Linked DNA regions of Mus musculus: region 1 is linked to region 2. A link is a contact called in ENCODE Hi-C data. All regions are on one chromosome and are shown on one strand. Each heading gives the region's core, a stretch centred on a gene start or an enhancer-like site at or near the end of the contact. The rest is flanking DNA. Distances are from core to core; before and after follow the strand shown. Region 1 holds the start of Zfp64 (zinc finger protein 64). Region 2 holds the start of Pfdn4 (prefoldin 4).

Region 1 (6,484 bases), core at 251-2,750, 1.6 Mb after region 2:
CAAACCTGTCTCCTGCTTCAGATCTGGCCTCAGCCTACTGACTCCTTAATGTCACCCAATGTGGCAGCTTTGGAGATGGCTGGCTGTGGAGACGGCCTCCTGGGACTAGCTCACAACTGCCTCTTATAGCTTCTCCTGTGACCCTGTCAAATAACCCTCCCTCCCCATTCACCAAATTCACTGAGCCTGGGGTCACTCTGACTCCCTTTTTTCATATCATCCTCTTTGGTGTGACAAACTGTCTTATGGCACCTGGGACACGTTCCCTAGACTGCAACAAAACCGTAACCTTGCTACCTCATCTCAGCCCCAGTGCCTGCCCGTTCATATCCCCTCGATTCTTTGTGGCACTCTGGCCTACCACCCTAGTTGGTCAGGAGTTTGCATGCTAATATTTCTCTTCCCCAAGTTGGGGGTGACACACGGAGAAGAGCTCTTACCAATTCCTGTTGCACGCAATAGCTGCCAGACATGATGAAAGGGCAGTTCAAATCTTGCCCCTCCTGGCTGTCATCGAACCCTCTTTTATCAATTTCTTCTCCTCTGGCATTTCTTCAACAACAAACTCAAAAAACTCTCTAATCAAACAACTAATTTACTGTTACGGGACTACGGGCTGCTAGCCACAAAGCCTGAGTCTCATGGTTACGGAGTGTGCCCTGATGGTGAGGATCAGCAATGCCCGAACATGCGACAACCCCGGACAACAGGAAATAGTCCAAATTGCTCTCCGGCCTCAACATCACCCCTTCTTAGTTCCTCCTCTTTTATATTGAACGAAAGGGAGGGATGGTAGTTACTAGACATCTTCCACAACCTACCCAGGGACCCTGAGACGGCAATTACGTCATCAGTAGGAGCCAAGTTGAGCCACATTCCTCCCCTGCGCATGTGCTATAGTCCCTAAAAGGCGGACTTTCTTCCCGCCTCTTTTTGATCAACGCCCTTGCTCACCTCCACCCTTCCCAGAGGCAGCCACTCTAAGCCCCTCCCCAATAAACCTCTCAGAGTCTGACCCTTGGAGTGACTTTGTGGCTTAGATCATAACAGGAAATAAAAAGGGGCTGTGGAACCTTCTGGGTAAGCTCAAGGTTAGAGCTAAGGTCAGTTCTTCAGTGCAGGATTCTCGGGGAAGAGTTGCAAATAGTTGTGAGTCACCTAATGTGGGCGCTGGGATTCGTTGCAAGAGCAGCACAGACTCTTAGCCACTATGCCTTCTTTCCAGTTCACCATCCCCAAGCAATTCTAACAAACCCTCCATGCTGCGTGAAATACTGAAGCCCCCGTGGAGCAGAGCCCCAATGAATTCTCCCATCTACTACACACTAATCTCTTTTTTTTTTTTTTTTAAGTTACTTATATTGTACATGCAGATGCTTGAGTCTGTTTCCACCATGTGAGCTGGCTGGCAGGAAACCAGGCTTGGTGACGTGTGCCCTACCCCTGCTGAGCCATCTCACCGGCTCAACCCAGCAGCAGGGCAAAGGCCCCGCCCCGGTGTTACGCTGCCGGATCTGCCCTAGGGGAGCACCCCGGGATTTGGGGCTCCACTCTCCCAGGCCGGCAGCGCATCCTCCTGGCATCTGCGAAGGAATGAGCGTCTCCAGGAGGGCAAGATGCAAAGGCGCAAGGCGACCACAGAGTCCCTGGCATGCCTGGGATAGGGTGGAGGGATCGGTGTACTCGGGTCTTAGACTCCACGACCTTTCCCGGTTCCTCGGGAGAGCACCGCCTGGGAGTCGGGCTGGGTGCAAGGGGCCAGCGCCCTCTAGGCAGCGGAAGTGGCGCTGGTTGTACATCCGTCCCCGCCTCACAGAGTTGGGAGAAGACTGGCTGGTGCGGGAAATATGCAGGAGAAAAGTCTTTGCATAATGTAGAGCGAGCCGTGGGGCTCCGGGAGCGGCGCCCCAAGGTCTGGGGCCATGAACGCGAGCGTGGAAGGAGACACCTTTTCTGGATCGATGCAAAGTAAGTACTGAACAGACGCAGCTGGGGCCTGGCCCGGACAGAGCCAGCAGGCCCCGGGATCGGGGTGACGGCGCACCTTGCATGCCTGTCCCCGCCAGCCCAGTCGGCGTGTCAGGTCGGGAGCCGCCTGGAACTCTTGCAGTACCCCAGGGGAGGCAAGACCAGGGGAGGCCACGCGGCGAGGAGACTGTCACCACCTCCCCTGCCCCGCCGGGTGGAGTTTGGGGCGCAGAGGAGAGGAGAAAGTGGGGTGATCCAGGCCAACTGGTAGGGAAACTTCTGCTTCAGTGGCTCAGGTTGGAGCATCCCTGAGGGGCTCGCGGACAGGTTTGCAGAGCCATCCTGGCACTCAGGGTAGGGGATGATATGGGTGTGAAAGACCTGGCTGGGGGTGACTTGCAGTGAGTTTGAGGTTCTGCTATTTTCCTGACATCCTATAAGCTATTGCTATCTCCATGTGCCTTTGTTCCCCAAAGTACGGGCCACGGACTGAACCGTGGACCGGCCACCTGGAGCGCATGTGTTCAAAACAGGCTGCTTGGTCCATCCCCTGCAGGTCTCCGAGGGAGGGTGGGGCCGGAATCCCAGGTCTTTCCTTGTGCCTGGAGCCTCAGATGTTTGAAAAGCTGTGGACAAGGTTCGCAAACACCTGAGTCACTTTGCTAACTGCAGATATTATAGCCATTGGCTCCCCAAACTTGCCTGAGTGTCCTCTGAACTCTAAACCCAGTCCCCACCCACCCCATGTGTCTCAGTGTCTTCCAGTGCTGTGGACTTCGGGTTGTGTTTTAAAGAGGGACGACCCCACCAGATGACTTACTCTGGAATGGGAAATCAGTCCCCACATCAGAGAATTTATCTATAAGGATCCTAAGGAGAGATCTGTCTTTGTTTTGTTGTTGTTGTTGTTGTTTGGTTTTGTTTTTTGGTTATTCGACAGGGTTTCTCTGCGAAGCCCTGGCTGTCCTGGAACTCACTCTATAGAGCAGGCTGGCTCAGGAAGAGATCATCTGTCTTGTCCCCATTTTGCAGATGAGAAAGCCTTGGGTAAAGTGCCTGTTGACTGTGACAGTTTCAGGGTGCTGAGAAAGGTCCCCATTGCAACTTGTTCCTTTTGTGAATACCAGAGCATAACTTAGCACCGAACTCCTTCACTCTGGACCCCAGTCTCCCACCACCACGAAGACACCCTTAGCTATGCAAATATGGCTTCCTTCCTCCGTGTTTCTCTAGTCCTGGGGCTATTCTTGCAGCCACCTGGCAGCAGCAGTCCCGAGCAGGAAGGCCTTCTGTTGCTTTCTAACGCCCATTGCAAGGTGACTTACAAAATGTCGGCCCTAGCATCTTTGTCCTTGGTATGTCTACCACAGGACACCATAACACGCAGATGCCATGTCTTAGTCCGGGAGGAAACGGGACAGAATCAAAGGAGTCTACAGAAAATCACATTGTACGCCCAGCCCCATCGTGTTACACGAATGTGGTTCTGTAGTATTTAATTTCACGGGTTACAGACGTTACCTTATGATGTGTAGATACCGTGGAGTGATACGGTGTGGCACACGCCTGTGTGGTACTATGTAGGAGAAAGATTAGCTTCAGAATTTTAAGCATAAATAGTAGAAAGTGTTTTTGCAATGTCCATGAAAGATACAATGGAAATATTATAATGAGGGTTTTTTTTTTCTGGCAATTCTTACCATTTCTCCCAGATGTTTCTACAAGTGTCAGAAACCTATACTGTTCTTTTTTTTTGGGGGGGGGGTAAGTTTTATTATACAAGAGGAAAAAAATCCAGTTTTTATTTTCAATTATTTGTAGCTAGAGATGGGCAATTGTTTGCGGTTACAAGTGCTCATGGAGGCCAGAAGAGGGTGTCAGATGCCCTGGAGCTAGAGTTGGGAGTGCTTGGTTATGAGCCGCCTACTGTGGGTTCTGGGGCCAGAACCCAGATCTTCTACAAGATCAGTACATACTCCTAACCACTGAGCCACCCCTACATACTCCTAACCACTGAGCCACCCCTACAACTCCACAAAAGAAAATTTTAAGAATAAAAGTTAAATTTCTCACATTGAGACTCACTAATTGTTATCTATTTAACAAACCTTTTCACAGTACTTTCTACAGTACTTTCTTTTGCTGTTGGTCTGAGACGGGGCCTGGGTGCTTTGAACTGTCCAAGACCCAGGAGAAATCTTAAGATTCAGTCTTTGAGCCTCTACCTCTGGAGTGACTGGAATTGTGTTACTGGCCTGCATGCCCCCACTGGCCCATTTTTAGAAGGTTCTGGGCGTCGGACTCAGGGCCTTTGAGTATGCAAAGCCAGTGCTCTACCCACTGAGCAGCATCTGAAACTATATTACTTTCCGATAGAGAACCAGGCACGGTGTTAGATGCTTTGACAGTCTCAATGCTGTATTGAGCTTAGTTCGTGTTTCTGACACTTGTAGACTGAATTCATCCTTACCTGACTGGGGTACCATTTTCCTACAGCAATGAAACAGCATTGCTCAATTCCTTGGTCCCTGTTGTGTTCAGGGACCAAGGAAGTGAGAATAAGAATCAGGGATTCTGGAATTTTCCCCGTAGTTATGAAATGGCTGCAGAAGCGCCAGCGTTATATCTGCATCCACATGAAAAAGCAGAGGAAGGTACAGCTGGCCTTCTTTGCTTCCTTTGTGGTGTGTGTGCTGAAAGAGTTCACGCACGCGAATCACTGTTGTACCTAGTAGGTCAGGAGATGGCCTCGGGCCTGTGAGGGGCTACGCACCCTGTACTTCAAAGGCACTCTCTTTTTCTACTGATTGTGGGAACATGGACACACCAGTATGTACAGCCCTGAGAACACGCATGTGGAGGCCAGAGGACAACCTCCGGGTTGTTCTTCAGGCACCATCCACCTTGTGTTTTGAGACAGGCTCCCTCCCTGGCCTGGAGCTTGCCGAATAGGCTAGGCCACTTGGCCAGCAAGCCCTGGGACCCTCCTGCCTCCTCTTCCTCTTCCTCCCCTATGCTGAGATTACAGACACTCCTCACATACAACGTGTTACATGGGTTCTAAGGATTGAACTCAGGGCCTCCCTCACGTTGCAAGGCAAACAATTTGTGGACTGTCTCCCCAGCCCCTGTAAAATAAACCCCAAGCTCTCAGTGGTCCTTGGGAGCAACACTGCCTTGTAGGACGTGACTCACATCTCGGGACACAGCTGCTAGGACGGAATTTGGAGTAGGTTTGCAAGAAGAAGCAACATAGACCATCCATTAGCCATGTATGCCCCCTGCCAGGAAGCTGGGCTGTTTGGAATTAATCTGTAACTTTTCCTTTGTCTCGGCGAAGTCCCAGGAGGCACCACGGTGCTGGTGGAGCTGGCACCGGACATCCACATCTGCGGCCTCTGTAAGCAGCACTTCAGCAATCTGGATGCCTTTGTGGCCCACAAACAGAGCGGCTGCCAGCTGACTACCACGCCGGTGACAGCCCCCAGCACGGTCCAGTTTGTGGCAGAGGAGACAGAGCCTGCCACCCAGACCACCACAACGACCATCAGTTCAGAGACTCAGACTATCACAGGTACAGTGCGGGGAGCGGGGAGGGTGGTGAGGGGTGGACAGAGGAGGCTGGCTATATCCCCCACCTCTTCGGGGCCGGGTAGGAAGGCCTGCTCAGGGTCCCTTGGTTACTCGTCACTATTATTGAGGATGTTGGGACAGTGTTTCTCCATGTAGCCCTGGCTGTCCTAGAACTCTCTTAATGTAGACCAGGCTGGCCTTGAACTCAGAGATCTGCCTGTCTCTGCCTCTGCCTCCTGGTGGCTGAGACTAATTATTTTTAACCAGCACCTCTGGGAAACAGCTGCTGTAGAAACAGCTGCTGGACCAGGCCCGGAAGCTGCTAGTTCAGATCGTGTGAGTAATGAGAAATGTCACATGTTTAAGCAAAACAAAAGCCAGGTTTCATTTTTTCTTTTTTTTTTTAAAGATTTATTTTTTTAATTCATGTATGTGAGTACATTGTAGCTATCTTCAGACACATCAGCAGAGGGCATAAGATCCCATTACAGATGGTTGTGAGCCACCATGTTGTTGCTGGGAATCGAACTCAGACCTCTGGAAGGGCAGTCAGTGCTCTTAACCACTGAGCCATCTCTCTAGCCCCAAAGACCAGGTTTCTAAGCCAAACCTCTGGATTCCAAGAAGCAGGTCCTTGCAGCTGTCTAGGGGTGGGGTACGCATGTGAGCCCTGTCTGTATTGGCATTGGTGTGTGACAAAACAAAAACATTGTGTGGATTTCGGCCTTCATCTCGTCTTGATTTTTAAATCTGTAAATGAACATCTGTCTGCCCCCCTTTAAACACCCTCTTTTCTCCATGCAGACAACATTAATTATATAATTAAAGTCATCAAAAAGTTGAATATAGACAGTCTAGAGGGGGCAGGCATGTAATCCCAGCGTTCAGAGGCAGAGACAGGAGGATTGAGAGTTCAAGGTCATCTCTGACCACACAGTGAATT
Region 2 (6,816 bases), core at 3,407-5,906:
CTACAGTACAGACGTAGAGCAGACGTACGTATCCAGTACCTTCTTCACTTCTATTTCCTCCTTTAGCTCTGTGATTCGACTCGTATTCCGAGCAAATTTGTTTATTTTTTGCTGATCTTCGAAAGTAACATTCACGTCTTCTGCAGCCTGAAAAAGATGTTTAATTTTTTTTTTTTTTAATTTCGATGGAGCAGTTACACTCTGGTATCTTACACTGTGACAAAGAACCAAGCACTCTCCTCACCCGAAGACAGCCGAGGGGCACAGGCCATAAGATATCACAAACGTGTCACACTTACGATCTGCTCACGACTCTACAATCTCTCCCATTATTCAATAGAATCATTCATGAGCAAATGCTTGAAATATAAAAAGTAGTTAATAAACGTCCCAATAATAACATTTTTTTTAAAGTTGGTGGTGTCACAAGCCTTTAATCCTAGCACTTGGAAGGCAGAAGCAGGCAGATCTCTGAGTTTGAGGACAGCCTGGTCCTCAGAGTGCGTTCCAGGACAGGCAGTGCTACACAGTGAAACCCTGTCATAGAAAACCAAAATGATAATGATAATGATAATAAAAGCCACTTGCCCAAAAGGCAGAATTTCCCAAGCTGGGACACTGTTTCCCTAAGATATTTCCAGCAAGCAAAATGTTCCATGGTCAAACGCCCTTAGTGACCATATTGCAGAGATTGTTTCTGGGGTAAAATGCATATGGGTATACTGTGCTGATAAAAATAAGACCATTTCTCCAACTTTCAATCTAATAAGCTGGCTAAGTCATCATACGTGTCGATGGCTCCACTCCATACACTTAAAATTCTGTATTTATTTTAAGGTTGGGAATCCACTATAGGGTAATGAAAATTGAGTTCCATATTTAATATTTGATATGCTTAAATCTGCAGACAAAGCTGGGTATTAGACAACAAAGCATCTATAAAATAACAAAAATGGCTAACACAGCCTGAGGTCCTACTGCACGCTTAGAACACTAGCCCCAGAGTCTTATGAGGGCATCACCAATATCACCGCTTCATAGATGACCAGAGACTGCAGGGTTTAGATAATTTGGCCAGGGTCAAGCATACCTATGCCTGTAAGTACAAGAGTTCCTGTTCAGACAGAGGACGTGGCTGGACGTTCTCAGACTGTTCCAATTCTTATAGGGGTTTCAATATACTAGAAAAGAAAATTAAACACTACACATTCCTTCCAGTGTCTTAGTAAAGAACAAGTGTACTTGACAAGGCCTGAAAGGACTACAGAGAGGCCCTACTAGCTGACATGACACACCTCTCAGCACATGAGGCTGAGGCAGGAGGATTACCAGTTTGAAGCTAGCTTTAGATGCATAGAGAAATCCTGTTGCCAAAACCTCGTGGCGCTGGGGAAATACCCTGTGGCTTAGAGCACTTAGTGCTCTTTCAAACGATCTGGGTTCGGTTTTCAGGTCCCACATTAAGTGGCTCACAACTGGCTGGGACTCCAGCTCCAGGGGATCTGAGGCCTTCATCTGGCTTCTGCGGGCACATTCATGCACATGTGTGCAAACACATGGCATATACACACAGGAACACACACATATACACAAACAAAAATAAAACCTTTAACAAAGAAAAGGCTCTCACTGAAGCTACAGATTTATAACAACATTATAGATAATACACCATATTGGAATTAATAAATGAAGGTCAGTAAGAACGGCTGGCTATTCTGCCAAAGGCAGGAGTTCACAGATCCACACTCCACCCATTCCTGGTCCCCTGGAAGCTATGGCATAAAGTGTGCATACGCAAACTTCTCCAGAGGTTGTAGGGTAACCTATAGTCTCGAGGCAAGGCTCAGTGGCCCAGATAGACAGGTGTTGGAATCTAGGCTCTCATCCCAACAAGCAACTGCGCATGCCCCAAGCCTGACATCAGCCCTAATGCGTATGGTCAGAGTCCGCCCCACCATGTGTGCACAGCGCAGAGCACAGACAGCACAGAGGCGAGCAGCAGACACTCAACAGACACGAAGACGGTGAGACCTGTATCCTGGTGCTTTGCCTACGAGAATTATCAATCTCCCAGAAAACCTCGAGGACTCCCTTCTTAACTCGGGAGTTTACAGAGCCCCCAAGCCCTAGGATGCATTTTCAGGTGTGTCTGTCACCACGAGGACTTTAAAAGCAACTCAGGTGAGAGGCCCTAGTAGGGCCTGCCTGACAAGCAACACTGGTGAAAGATTTCTGAATTAGAATCTAAATTACGATAGATCAGACTCAGATATTTTGACATCAAAGAGTGCTGGAAGTTGGCTGTTTTTGCTTTTTCCAAAGCAGGCATTTCCCGACATAGCCCTGACAAACAGCAGCCACCAGAAGCCACTTGGCCCCTGGGAGGCGGAGGCAGGAGGATTAACAATTCAAGGTCATCCTCAGCTGCATAGTGAGTTTGAGGCCAGCCTGGGCTATGTGAGAAATGAAGGCAGAATGGCAAAAAGGATCACTGTAGAGTTAAGGGAATTCTGCTAGTTATACAAGACATGACTTGCTCCAAATTCAAGAAGAAAGTAAGCTGCCCTGGACCCTGACTACACCCTGGCCTCAGTAACACCTTATGGGATTGTTAAGAGGAAATAAACCATACTCTATTCCAAGTTCAGGTACTGAGATCTGGGTCCCCAGCCAAAAAGCTCTCCACAATTTCAGCTGACAGTCAGATCTCTTAAGAGTTCCAGACCAGCAAATGCTACACAGTGAGACCTTGTCTCAGAAAAGCAAAAGCAAGGACAATGTTTATCGTGGAACTGACCAGTGTAACCCACAGCTGAGAGCACAGTCTAACAAGAGAGGCAAAATGAACCTGTTCCTACCTGGCCAAATCACCGTGGCCCCGGACTGTACTCTGCTACCGTGTAATAATTTGTGGGTGACAGACCAGGGCGAGGGGCTCTTTCGAACTCTGAAGCCTCCCCAGGCTCAGCAGCCATTCCCTCTTAATGAACTGGGATGCTGAGCATCAACCTTCAGTGGTCAGAAGCACTGACTACACGGTGCCAACAGCGAGAACACAAAGGCATTCTACAGGGGCCTTACAAAGTAGAGTGAAAGCAACTGTCTTCAGCCAAGCGCCTCTCATCAGAGACAGACAGGCAAACGGACAGACAGACAAGGAGCCCGGGGTGGGGTGGGGGGGAGACACACACACTAACACACACACAGAGAAACAGAGAGACAGACAGACAAGGAGCCTGAGAGAGGCAGAGGCAGAGAGACAGACAGACAGGAGCCTGGAGTGCAAATGCTCTTTAAATCACAGCTTTTCTTCTGCGCTTCAGTTTCCTCTTCAGCTAAAAGTGAATAAATACAGAATCTCCCAAAAGGTTGACACAGCAGATCAAAATAATTAGCAAATGCTAAGAACTGTCCGAACACACTGTGAAGCCCCAATAGCTATCAGCTGTTTGCTTGTTTGTTCTTTTTTTTTTTTCCCCTCCTCTGCAATTCTTTCCCTGTATTAGATACACCTGCACTCCTGGAAACACGTTTAGGTTATAAAAACCCACATGGAAGTTTAACTTAAGTTGGTGGCTCAAATTTAGCTCAAGTTTCAAAATATTGGTTGAAAGGGTTGCATAGCCATGTCTACTGCCTGTCATGCATGAAGCCCTGGGTCCACCACACCAGCACACCAAAAGCCAGGGGTAGTGGCACACACCGGTGATTCCAGCACCTGGAAAGTGGAGGCAGGAGAGTCAGAAATTCAAAATCATCTCTGACTGCATAGGAAGCCGTGGACCAGTCTGGTGTGTACACACACACACACACACACACAAGTCCGTGTCTTTCAAAAGTGTGATAAGACATCACACCGAGCCCCATGAACAAGGATCGGACGTCGTTTTAAAAATGATAAAGAGCTCTAATTTGACCAAACAAAAATCACCAGACCCAGCATCTCACCAGATGAGTCACCAAAGGAATGGCTGGCTGGCTGGCTGGCTGTGAAGTGTGCGGGGCAGAGCGTGGGGACCCGTGTCCTTCCTAATGGCTGGGAAAAGCCCGGAGAGCCACCGCGCTCGCTCGGGCCGACTGCTCTCAACGTCAATTAGACACTCGGTGCACGGAGCGTGGACCGACCGGAGCGGTCCGGGGCGGAGCACAGAGGTGCGGTAGCAGACGACGCCCCGGGATGCGGTAGCAGACGGCCCGGGATGCGGAGCCCGACCCGGTGCCCGAGGAGATGCACGACCCTGAGCAGGTGAGGCGGTTGCCCTGACGGCGAGCGGAGCGGACAGAAGCACCCCTGTACCCAGCGCGGGCCCCGGCCCCGCGCATCCCTCACCTCCTCAGACCCCGGCCCCCAGCGCCCCGCGTCTCCTCACACGCCCCGGCCCACGGCTCCTCGGACCCCGGCCCCGCCGCACTCACCGCCTTCTTCATGGTGGCCGCCATCTTGGACTGAACCACGGGGCGCGGGGGAAAACCACTCGGGCGTGCGTCACCCCCCGAGGTCCCTCTCGAGCCCTGCTGAGCCAGACTCCCCCCTAACGCACAGCACTATCTCAACACTGCTGCTATCTGTGTCTCTGAACTATAAATTCCCAGGGCAAGGACTCAGGAAAAAAAACTATGCCCTGGAAACACTTGGTATCTTCCAATTAAAGGGACAGGCAGCTTCCCTCTCGGCCGGCATAAATACCAAAAGCGGCCAATAGTCGGGCCCGAGATCCCAGCCACGGCCAGCAGGGGGAGCGCTGGGTACCACCCAGCTGTGTGGAATGGGAAGCTTAAGAAATTCTTTTTCCATTTATTCAACAACCTAGAGAGAAGCTAAGGAGGGTAAGGGCGTGGCTTCGGCAAAGTATTTGGTAAATCATTTGGTCAAGTATTTGCACTCAAGCATGGGGACCTGAGTTCGATCTACAGCCCCTACCACATAAAAACCCAGTGCTGGCGAAGCTACAAGCTGAAGGCCACTCTTGAAGTTGATCTTAGCTTGTATGCCACTGATCACTGCAGGGGACACTAGGGGATCAGCCAGGAATAGATGAAGCCAAAGGTAGGTGACACCCAAAAAGATCCAGAGCAGTGGTTCTCAATCTTCCTAGTGCTGAGACCCTTTAATACAGTTAAATGTTGTAGTGCCCCCCCCAACCATAAAAAGTAGTTTTGTTGCTACTTCATTATGTAAATTTGCTACGGTGCTGGGTCATAATGTCAATAAATATCTATTTTCTGATAGTATTAGGCGGCTTCTGTAAAGGGCTCCCGATCTATAGGTTGAGAACCACTGACCTAGAGCGCTATAACAAACTTAAATGCTTAGATAATAGCTTACTGGACGGTTGCTTGGCTATTTATATTTAGAGACAGGGTCTTGCAATGTAATCCTAGCTGTCCTGGAACTAGCTGTGTAGACCAAGCTGGCCTGAAACTCACAGAGATCTTCCTGCCTCTGCTCTCCAAGCGCTAGGATCAGAGGCGTGCTCCATCATGTGCAACTGAAATGAATTCTTTTATGTGTTTAAAATTAAATTGGTTCAGAAATATGTCTTCCACTCGCTCAAATATGTTAGCCTGGGAAGACTGCCCACACAGGGCCCAGTGGGCACCGAGCTTCCTTAGTAACCAGGGCCATTGTTAACTTCGGTAGCCAAGACTTTGCTCTCAGAAAGTCGGAGGTCTGAGGGCAGAAGAGCTTAGAGTATTGGGGTATGGGCCATTGTCTCATTTACCAAGGGACAGGGAGGACCAGGTGTGAGCCGCAGGACAGTAAAAGCACGGCTGGGCGCTCTTGCATCTCTGCCAGTCCCTCCTATGGCTTCAAGCACAAGGGCATGCCAAGGAGGGGAAGAGGGGCAGATCTCGCCTGTCTGCTTATGACGCAGTGGGTCTCAACCTTCCTAATGTGACCCTTTAATACAGTTCCTCACGTTGTGGTGACTCCCAACCATTAAATTATTTCATTGCTACTTTACAACAGTAATTTTGCTATTGTTATACATTGTAACGTAAATGCCAGACATGCAGGATGTCTGATACTTGACCTGGGTGGGAGGGCCATTCGACTTTCCAAAAGGATCACGGCCCACAGGTTGAGAACCGCTGTTCTAATGTATAATGCATGTGCCCATTTGGTTACAATCTATCTCCTATCGTTACAATGCAATCCTGCTCATTGCTTGCATACCATCAAGCCCTCTGGATATAATGAACTTGGACTCCACAGAGTGAAGTCCTAACACCCTCCTGAGGAAGGTTTGCCGTTTGCACTCTGCTACTTAGCAGTTGCACATACAGAGTCAAATCTCTGGACCTGGAATTACTACGGTGGCACCACTTTTGAGGAACTCATTTGTATATACCGCAAACCCCAGTCCTGAACTCTGTAACCCTTAGACCAGACTCAGAAGGGAGAGCTAGTGTCTGGCTGCAGTGGTCATGGAGAATCTGTAGTTAGTGGCATGTTGACTGGACCGAAAAGACACCAGACACTGGGGATGCTGCATGTCAAACAGATAAAGTACCCCGTCCCCCAGCACCTTGCTGTCTACTGACAGGAGACAGACCACAAACAACCCGTTAAATAAGGATAGTGTGTCAGAGAGGGTGGTTAGTGTAAATGTGGCTGACTGTCCCAGCAAGGGAAACACATGCAGCTTTCGTCAGGAGAACGCCACCAGAGAGGCACGAAAAAGAAAGAGAAAACAAATTCCATTGGAAGTGAATGTTGTCCAGGCTTGTCCTAGCTTTTAGACTGCGTCACACAGGGATGATGAGCATATTTGTCGTTTTGTGACAGTGTGTGTGCGCGTGCGTGTGCGCTCG

Evidence for each region. Hi-C counts contacts between places; a loop is a spot of excess contacts on that map.
Region 1: a loop to region 2 is called in a map of T-helper 17 cell, with 9 times the contacts of the local background. The contact joins the promoter of Zfp64 here to the promoter of Pfdn4 in region 2. A Hi-C loop is called at or near these places in 2 of 37 maps with a recorded cell type or tissue (T-helper 1 cell and T-helper 17 cell).

Annotation. Positions count from the first base shown.
Region 1 is chr2:168,950,603-168,957,086 of GRCm38, reverse strand. It overlaps Zfp64 (zinc finger protein 64), which reads left to right and starts at 1,500. Exons shown (of 6, transcript NM_009564.2): 1 at 1,500-1,968; 2 at 5,309-5,542. The coding sequence starts at 1,923. It overlaps Gm39993 (a long non-coding RNA gene), which reads right to left and starts at 1,004. Exons shown (of 2, transcript XR_867023.3): 1 at 441-1,004.
Region 2 is chr2:170,509,070-170,515,885 of GRCm38, reverse strand. It overlaps Pfdn4 (prefoldin 4), which reads right to left and starts at 4,656. Exons shown (of 4, transcript NM_001110152.2): 1 at 4,417-4,656; 2 at 40-147. The coding sequence starts at 4,440. It overlaps Gm16796 (predicted gene, 16796), which reads left to right and starts at 3,959. Exons shown (of 3, transcript NR_040367.1): 1 at 3,959-5,047.